3 separate regions of the Mus musculus genome follow, and all the other regions are linked to region 3. The links are chromatin loops, found by intact Hi-C in ENCODE. Cell type or tissue: left cerebral cortex. All regions are shown on one strand. Region 1 holds the start of Epc2 (enhancer of polycomb homolog 2). Region 2 overlaps Mbd5 (methyl-CpG binding domain protein 5). Region 3 holds the start of Orc4 (origin recognition complex, subunit 4).

Region 1 (2,500 bases), 500 kb after region 3:
GATGTCATGTGGTAATTAACTTTCCATCACTCTTTTGTGTGGTCTGTATCATTTTCTTCAAGAATTTACTTTTTTTTTTTTTTTTTTTTTGGCCCATCATCTTTGCAGCTGCCCTTTCAAGTAGTTACGACTCTTGTTACTAATTATCCAGCAGTTTAGTTGTAACACAGTAACACGCAAACTAATTGGAGTCCGGAACTTTATTAAACTCTTTTTGAGTCGTCACTGTAACCAGTGTTTTCACATACTTTGGTTAGAGATTTCAAGAAATGCCAACCATCAAACTAAGAAAGTTTGGATGACAGGTGCAAGTCCGCTTGTTGCCGCGTCCAGCAACTATTTCAAGTAGCAGTCTCCAACTACTGACCCTCCTGTCTACCCGAGCATCCTCTCGGCGGTGCCTAACTCTGGAGAGCTCCTCTGGACAGGGACTGCCCAAGTTCTCAGGGCGCGAGACGCAGCAGGGCTGTGCCTCTCGGCGTGGGCAGACGCAGCGGACTTGTCGGACCTCCCCGGGGATGCGCAAACCCGAGGCGCGAAACCAGCCAGCAGGCGCCGGGGCGAGCAGAGCTGTCCAAGTGCAGACTCGAGGGGCGGCCGGTGGCCCGGGGGCGGAGGCCTCCTGTCCCCCCGAGGCGAGCGGTCCTAGGCACTGAGCCTTCCCGAGGGAGCCCCGCGCGGAGCGAGTCGGCGGCGGAGGCACCGAGGCGCCCGCTCCGGAGCCGGGGACCGAGCGCACCTGGCACCTGCCGCCCCGCCTGCGTGCCGAGCGTCCCGCCGAGGAGGGCCACCGGGACTCGGCTCGCTCTCGCCGGCTGGGCTGGCCGCGCCTCGCCGCGGAGAGAGTGGGTGGGCAGGCAGGGGAGGGAAAGGAAGGAGGGAGGGAGGGAGGGAGGGAGAGGGCGACGCGCGTCCCCGAGGCGGGGGCGCGCTCTCGCGCGGGCTGCCGGGATCGCTCGCCGCCGCTGTGGTAATGTCCGCCATGTTGGCCATGGCGCAGGGAGCGGATCGGGCGGGCGAGCGGCGGATCTAGAGTGTGGAAGCGGCCGCGGGCGGCGGGGGGCTGTTCTGGGGCGGGGTGGGCGCCCATGCTGGGGCCGGGGGCACTGCGGAGGAGGAGGAGGAGCGGGCCGGCCGCGCTGCACTGAGGAAGGAGGTGGAGGAGGCGGCGGGAGTGCTCCCCCCCCCTCCCCGCCCGCCCCGCCGCCGCCGCCCGGGCTGTTCCTGTAAGGCGGGGAGACAATGAGTAAACTCTCCTTCCGAGCGCGGGCGCTGGACGCCGCCAAACCGCTGCCCATCTACCGCGGCAAGGACATGCCTGATCTCAACGACTGCGTCTCCATCAACCGGGCCGTGCCCCAGATGCCCACCGGGATGGAGAAGGAGGAGGAATCGGTAGGGACTCGAGTGTTTATTACCCCCCCCTTCCCTCCTCCCCCCTCCCCTTTGTCAGCCGGGCCTCGCCATTCACAGAGCGCTTCTACGCTCGCTGGAGGGCGCCGCTGCCGCTGCGCGCTCCGGACCCTACGCCGGCGGAGTAGCGTAAACCCGTCGGCCGGCGCAGCGCCCGCCCGCGGCCGCCATGTTGTTGCGTCCCAGTGTTGTGATTAGCTCTCGGCGCCGCTTACGCTGCCGTAAGGGGGCCCTGCCGTAAGCAGCGGCCGGGAATGGCGCAGGGATGCGCCGGCCCGCACTTGGCGTACAGCCTCTGTTTACCTCGTAGACATCTCGCCGGGAGCGGGGTTAATGGGTCGAGAAAGGGTCCTTGGGCTAAGGCGCTATTTTCGTTGCGTTTTAAAATTTGTGCGTGCACGAAATTGCCTTTGAAACAAACGATCTCGGGAAAGTAGAGCTCTTTCAAAACATGCATCTTCCTGCTAGTGGGGTGATGGGTGATGGTTTGCGCTGCCCGCTAGAGGTGCCGCGGGAGTAGGCGATGCATCCCTGCGGCCGGGCAGCGACCCCCGGTCCGGACTCTGCGTTAGCGAGTCCTCTGATCTGCACGCCGGCTTCGCCTGCCGGGCTGGCCCCTCCTCGGTTGTGCGGAATTAGGACGGAGCCCGAATGCTTGAAACTGGCCTCCAGGCCCGCGCTTCCCGTGCAGCGAGCGTCCGGGGAAGTTGCATGCGGGATGGCTGTTTACAACTTGAGGGCTCAGAGCGTCCGCATTGACAGTTGCGTTTTTGACCAGATGTTAAAATTTGGACAAAATGCTGTTTCCTTCTTCCCGGGGGTTAAGTTATACCCAAGACTGAATTTCCTCCGATTTGACAGTGTTTACGACTCTGGAGTGTTGTTACTTGTGTGCGGAGTTCATAGTAACTGCACCCTGAAGAATTTCTTCAATGAACCTTCAGTCCCGCCTTATTGTCAACCACGGGTGTGTGTGGATTGGCTCCCTAGCTTCTGTTACTGTCAAAAGAAAGCTGGAGGTTTCTGTGATTGGCTTTCTCTTTTGACTATTAATATTGCAGGAAATGCCTTTAAGCATTTGATTGGC
Region 2 (2,500 bases), 360 kb after region 3:
TGGTGGTGGTGGTGATGGTGATGATGATACAGGAGCAGGAACAGATGAATTGTGTATCATGACAGCTTTTTATATGTATAAGTACATAAAGCGATTCTGTCCATGGTGTATCATATAAAACATGAGCTAGGGAGACATAGGGGAGTGAGTGTGACTGAGAATAGTGACCACGTAGAAATACTAGATTTATCTTTTTGATTAAAAGAATACTTAATAAGAACATGTCATTTATTAACAACCCATTCTGGAGAGTGGGTATGTTGGGATTACTTTGTTCCCTGAACTTCTCTGCATTTGCAGGGTGGGGAAGATCATTAAGAGCATGCTGGAGGGAATTGTTGGTAGTGTCCTTACAACTGGTTTAAGTTAGTAGGTTGATCTATCCTTCCAATAGAACTGACTTAACTGCACAGTTGTTTTAATAAGATATAGGACCATTTATGTTCACTGTGGACAAATCCACTTAGCAAATATGTGGAGCCTTCATGGTGTGCCTAAAAGTGTAATACTCAAAGATGAACAACTAAGTGTCTGTAAAGCACAGGGAAAACAAAATAGAGGAGTTATCAGGTCGTTTTCTATAGTGGATAAAGCCTTGGGAACACTGTGGTAAGTGGAGAGACTTCACCTGAAGGCATTACACTGAAGTTAACGTGCGTTTTCTCCCACGGCTGCAAATTTCCAACCTCCATGTAGACACCGAGATAGATAGATAGGACTTAACTCTTGGGAAGCCATGGTAACAGATAGCTCACTATAGGAGTTTCCTGACTTCAGGGCTTTCCTGTCAGTTGTCCTGATGGGATGAATGCTAGCAGATTGCCTGCATATTTAGAAGATTGTGGCGTAAGATTTACATATGTACATGAGAAATAAGGTAGGGTAGGCAAAGAATGTATAGCCACAGAGAACTGCCTGACTGTCCTAACCGGCACAACAGCTTCATCGATATCGTTTTTTTAAAAATGGCACATATGGGATGTTACTCATGGAATGCTGATCGGAAAGCAATAGTCAGAAGCTTCTGAGACAGTCCTTGTGTGTCTGTTGAAAGGATCACGTCATTTCGGTTTAAAGGGAACTGTGGCGAAACCAGCCTCCGAGCCTCAGGTGTAACGAGGTAATAAGCTGTTCTTAGCCACGCACCAAAATGTAGCTTTCGTTTTGCTCAATTGTGCTTAGCTGAGATGATCCAGAAAGGGTGGAGGGAGCTCCCTAGTGGCCAGAACTTGCAGTTCAGCCTCGGTGTCCTGGCCACGGCCTGTTTCCTGGTAGGAAGCACAGCTTTGGAGACCACAGAGCTCCTGACCCAGTCCTCTTCATGAAATGCAGAAGAAACACACAGTGGAGGGGACTTCCTGTGCTAACCTTAGCGGCCGTGTTACTTTAATGGTTAGCGTTCAGTGCTGGGAACCCCAGGACGATGCTCTATCGCCTGAACTTCCCAGATGTGAATCTAGATTGACTTTCTCTGGTAGAATTGATATTTTTGTCTTCTGATTAGGGAATTAAATTGAGGCTTTTGTTTCTTTAATTTGTTAATTTGGTATGTTGTTTTCATTGCTTCCAGAAGTGGGAAACTAAATAACCATTTAGAAGCTGCTATTCACGAGGCCATGAGCGAACTGGACAAAATGTCTGGGACTGTAAGTCAATTTATTTTTTTCCATTATTCTAGTTTCTTTGAAAATAAATTGCATTAACACTTTTTTTTTGTTAAAAAAATCTCTTGAACATTGTAAAGCAACTCTCATAGCAATACTAAACTGCCAGGCAAGCAAAAGACTGGCGGCAGAAAAGAATTTAAGGGAAGGGAGCCTGTATTAGCTATGGATTTTTTTTTTCTGAGATAAGTAACTTTTGTTTTCTTAAAAAGGTTCATTAAGTGGCAGCAGCAGTATGGTGAGGTCCCAACCCCAACTTTCTGAGTTTGACTGTGAGTTGCAGTGACCATCACTATAGCCAAAATATTCAGCAATGCAACCTCACTCCATACATTAAAAAAAAAAAAAGTAGGATTAAAAAGATTGGTCAATTTAGAGAGTATATTAACTTCTTATTTTCCTTCTGCTACCTTAAAATTGAGATGATTTGTGCATATTTCTGTTACTAGTAACTGTAAATCTCATGATTAAGGAAGAGATGTGCTTTCTCTTCACACTTTGTTTGACCTATGCATCCATTAGTTTGAGATGAGAGGTATAAAGCTCTCTCTCCATCACATACAGACTCAAACACATAAATATAATGTTAGTAATCTCTTTAAAATAAGCATTATTTCAGGCTGCATAGCAATGACAAGCCATTTACTTAGGCCATCTGAAACTTACAACCCATCCATTGGCTGCTTCATGATGGGTAACAGTTAGGGAGCCTCAAGATGTTGCCATTGGCACAGGTCATAGACATGTGTTAATCTAACCTATGATTGGATTTTGCCAGGAAACCTAAGTTTCCTGGTAAACTTGTAGCCATCAACTACAGTATCCTCTAGAACCAG
Region 3 (2,500 bases):
TCTTGATTCATAGTGGTTACAGGTTATGTATGCTACAGTCGTTCTCTACATCTGTGTTTTGTGCAGTTTCCCACACACTTAGGCCATTACACAAAACAGGATTTAAAAGTTTTACCTAGGTCATAATAGTTTTCTATAAGAAGATTGAGACTTGGTTTTCTAATAAAAATTTTAGGGCACTGGAGTTTTGTTTTGAACCCATCTGACATAATTACCTCCCTAGGACGAAGGAAAAAAAAAAAAAAGCACCGTGCAATGGATACATTAAATAGCGTACTGTATAGACTTGCACCAAGAACAATTCGGGAAAATGTGTAACTTTTAACAGACTGAATCCTACTGAGCAGAACTAAAATAGTTAAGACTAAGTAAGAGTAAGTGCGAAGATCTCCGATTTTGAATTTTTTTTAATGTAACTTGGATTATTAAAGACGAGGTAATAGTCCTCCGATGTATCTTGACAAAAACCAGCTAAAAGACTAACGAAGAAAGTTAAAATGAAAAAGAAGCCGTTATTTCACTATAAAAAAAAGAAACACCCAGACAAAAAGCTTTCTCTTTAGCTCCACAAGAAAAGAATATTTCAAGGCTTTTCTTTTTTAGTGACAAAACTCTGTATGAAAGACCAAACAATCCCAAGCATCCTCAAACGGGCAGTCTTTTGTGTTTGCAGCATTAAGGCAGAGAGCATGCAGGGAGCCCTCACTCAGACCTTTCCTGCCCGTTCCTTGCCTACATGCCTACAGCTTCTCCAAAATCCCAAAGAAAACAGAAAAGTCAGGAAGGCAGGATGTGTATGAGCAAGGCTACCGCAGAAGCTGATCAAAAGGCACACATCTGGTTAGGTTTTTCCAAATATGTCGCACGCTCTAAAGCAGGTAGTGCTTCTCTCTCTGCAGAGAACCTGACCTCTCAACACTGCCCAATCATGTTCCTCACCCAAAAGCCTTCTGTAGCCCGTCTCTGCTGAGCTCTGTGCCCGCTTCGTCCACAGCAGCTCCCGGAAGCCGAGAGCCAGGGGCAGGCCTCCTGCTTTAGGCCTACCCGGCCTGCACGAGCCTCCCACTCCCCTCAGATTGTCCACCCGCCCGTAGCCACTGCGGCCCTCACCTTGCCTACGAGACCGGCCTTACCTCTCCCAGTCAAGCCTGCCTAAATCGGGCAAAGCCGGCCGCCGCCGACGGTGAGGACCGAAGGATGTTCACCACCTTCTCAGTCCCGCTGCTCCTACTGCAGCCCACCGCGCACAGCAACTCCCAGCATGCACGGCGACCGGCCGGCTTTGGCGGCCCCGCCCCCGCTCCGCCCCACCACGTGACCTGCTTTCAGGTCGGTCCCCGCCTACTTCCGTCCCTCCGCTCTCCCAGAGGAGGGAGGAGGCAGCTGGGGCTGCTCTAGAGTAGCAACTTCCTCCCTCTTCCCGCCCCCGCCCGGCTACCCCCTGCTTACAATGGCTTCCGGGTCGCCAGCGCCTTGGAGCCTTCTGGGAAAACCATCTCATTTCCTCCCCTCCCCCTCCTCCTTGCCTTCCACCAACCAGCCTCCCGTCAGAACGGGACATGCGCAGTGAGTGCCTCCCGTCTCGTCTCCCCGAGCCCCCCCTCCCCCCCAAGCAGAGAGACCCCAGCAGCAGCAGCAGCTGATGATGAAGAGAGAGGCAGTGGCAGAGGGGGGGCACCTTTTATTTCTATTTTTAAAGGGACAGGACACTAATTTTACCCCACTTCAACCTTGAATTGAGGGGGGTGGGGGGAAGGCGGCCGAGTTCCTCCCCCACCCTCCAGCTCTGAGCCCCGAGTGGGGGAATTGAGCCTGAGAGAGGAGAGGAGTTTCTTCTTCTTAGAAAAACCCCCATCCACGACTCCTACCCGCTCAGCCCTCCACACGCCTGCTTCCAGAGCCCCCTCCACCCTCCTTCTCTGTGGCCGGGAGAGAAGGAGAGAAAGAGACCAAAAGCCTCTTAGCAACACAGACCCTTGGCTGCTGCTGCTGCTACTGCTGCTGCTGCTGCTGCTGTTGCTGTTGCTGCTGCTTGGCCCTGGCTGAAGACATCTCCCTACACCGGGAGCAGCCACTTCCCCAGCTCTCCTCCTCCTCCTTCGCCTCCTCCTCCTCCACTCCCCCCCTTTATTACCCTTTGTGTCATCCTCCACAGCTCCAGGGAAGGCACTCAAAAGTGGGGGGCAGGAAAGGTAAGTGTGTCTGTGGGGGCTCCATTGCCTTCCTCTGGCTCTGACTTTCACTCCGGGGCAGCAGTAGCACCAAACCTCATACGCAGTGGAGCTCCGGGGTGAGGAGGGGGTGGTGCTGGGGGGGGGGGGAGTGAAGGAGGGGCGGGAGTGAGGAGGGGTGTGTGAGGTGGGGTGTCCACCCTGTCAGGGAAGGAAGGACACTTTTATTTTTATTTGCTGTTGTCAAAAGTGCTTTCTCCAGCTAACATCTGATTGTGTCTTGCTTCACTGGGGGAGAATACAAAAACAACCCCCTCCTTCCTCCAATG

The links. Hi-C counts contacts between places; a loop is a spot of excess contacts. Peaks named below come from ENCODE experiments on the same cell type or tissue, not always from the same donor. Only the 100,000 strongest peaks of a DNase experiment are listed, where the experiment ranks them.
Region 1: it touches region 3 in a loop (3-fold over the local background); 4 of 42 quality-filtered maps call a loop at or near these places.
Region 2: a loop joins it to region 3, with 3 times the contacts of the local background. A loop is called at or near these places in 5 of 42 quality-filtered maps.

Annotation. Positions count from the first base shown.
Region 1 is chr2:49,450,564-49,453,063 of GRCm38, forward strand. It overlaps Epc2 (enhancer of polycomb homolog 2), which reads left to right and starts at 923. Exons shown (of 14, transcript NM_172663.4): 1 at 923-1,395. The coding sequence starts at 1,243. In left cerebral cortex, a CTCF peak has its summit at 1,534; DNase peaks (open chromatin) are centred at 542, 920, 1,542 and 2,396; H3K4me3 peaks cover 2,443 bases; H3K27ac peaks cover 1,933 bases.
Region 2 is chr2:49,312,080-49,314,579 of GRCm38, forward strand. Mbd5 (methyl-CpG binding domain protein 5) reads left to right here. Exons shown (of 17, transcript NM_029924.2): 16 at 1,571-1,646. Among named protein-coding and RNA genes, the nearest start is that of Gm25215, 85 kb to the right of the region's middle. In left cerebral cortex, a CTCF peak has its summit at 1,222 (motif pointing left); DNase peaks (open chromatin) are centred at 790 and 1,216; H3K4me3 peaks cover 568 bases.
Region 3 is chr2:48,947,984-48,950,483 of GRCm38, forward strand. It overlaps Orc4 (origin recognition complex, subunit 4), which reads right to left and starts at 1,284. Exons shown (of 14, transcript NM_011958.4): 1 at 1,134-1,284. It overlaps Mbd5 (methyl-CpG binding domain protein 5), which reads left to right and starts at 1,525. Exons shown (of 17, transcript NM_029924.2): 1 at 1,525-1,566. In left cerebral cortex, no CTCF peak of the experiment used is centred here; DNase peaks (open chromatin) are centred at 1,401, 2,017 and 2,477; H3K4me3 peaks cover 2,429 bases; H3K27ac peaks cover 1,568 bases.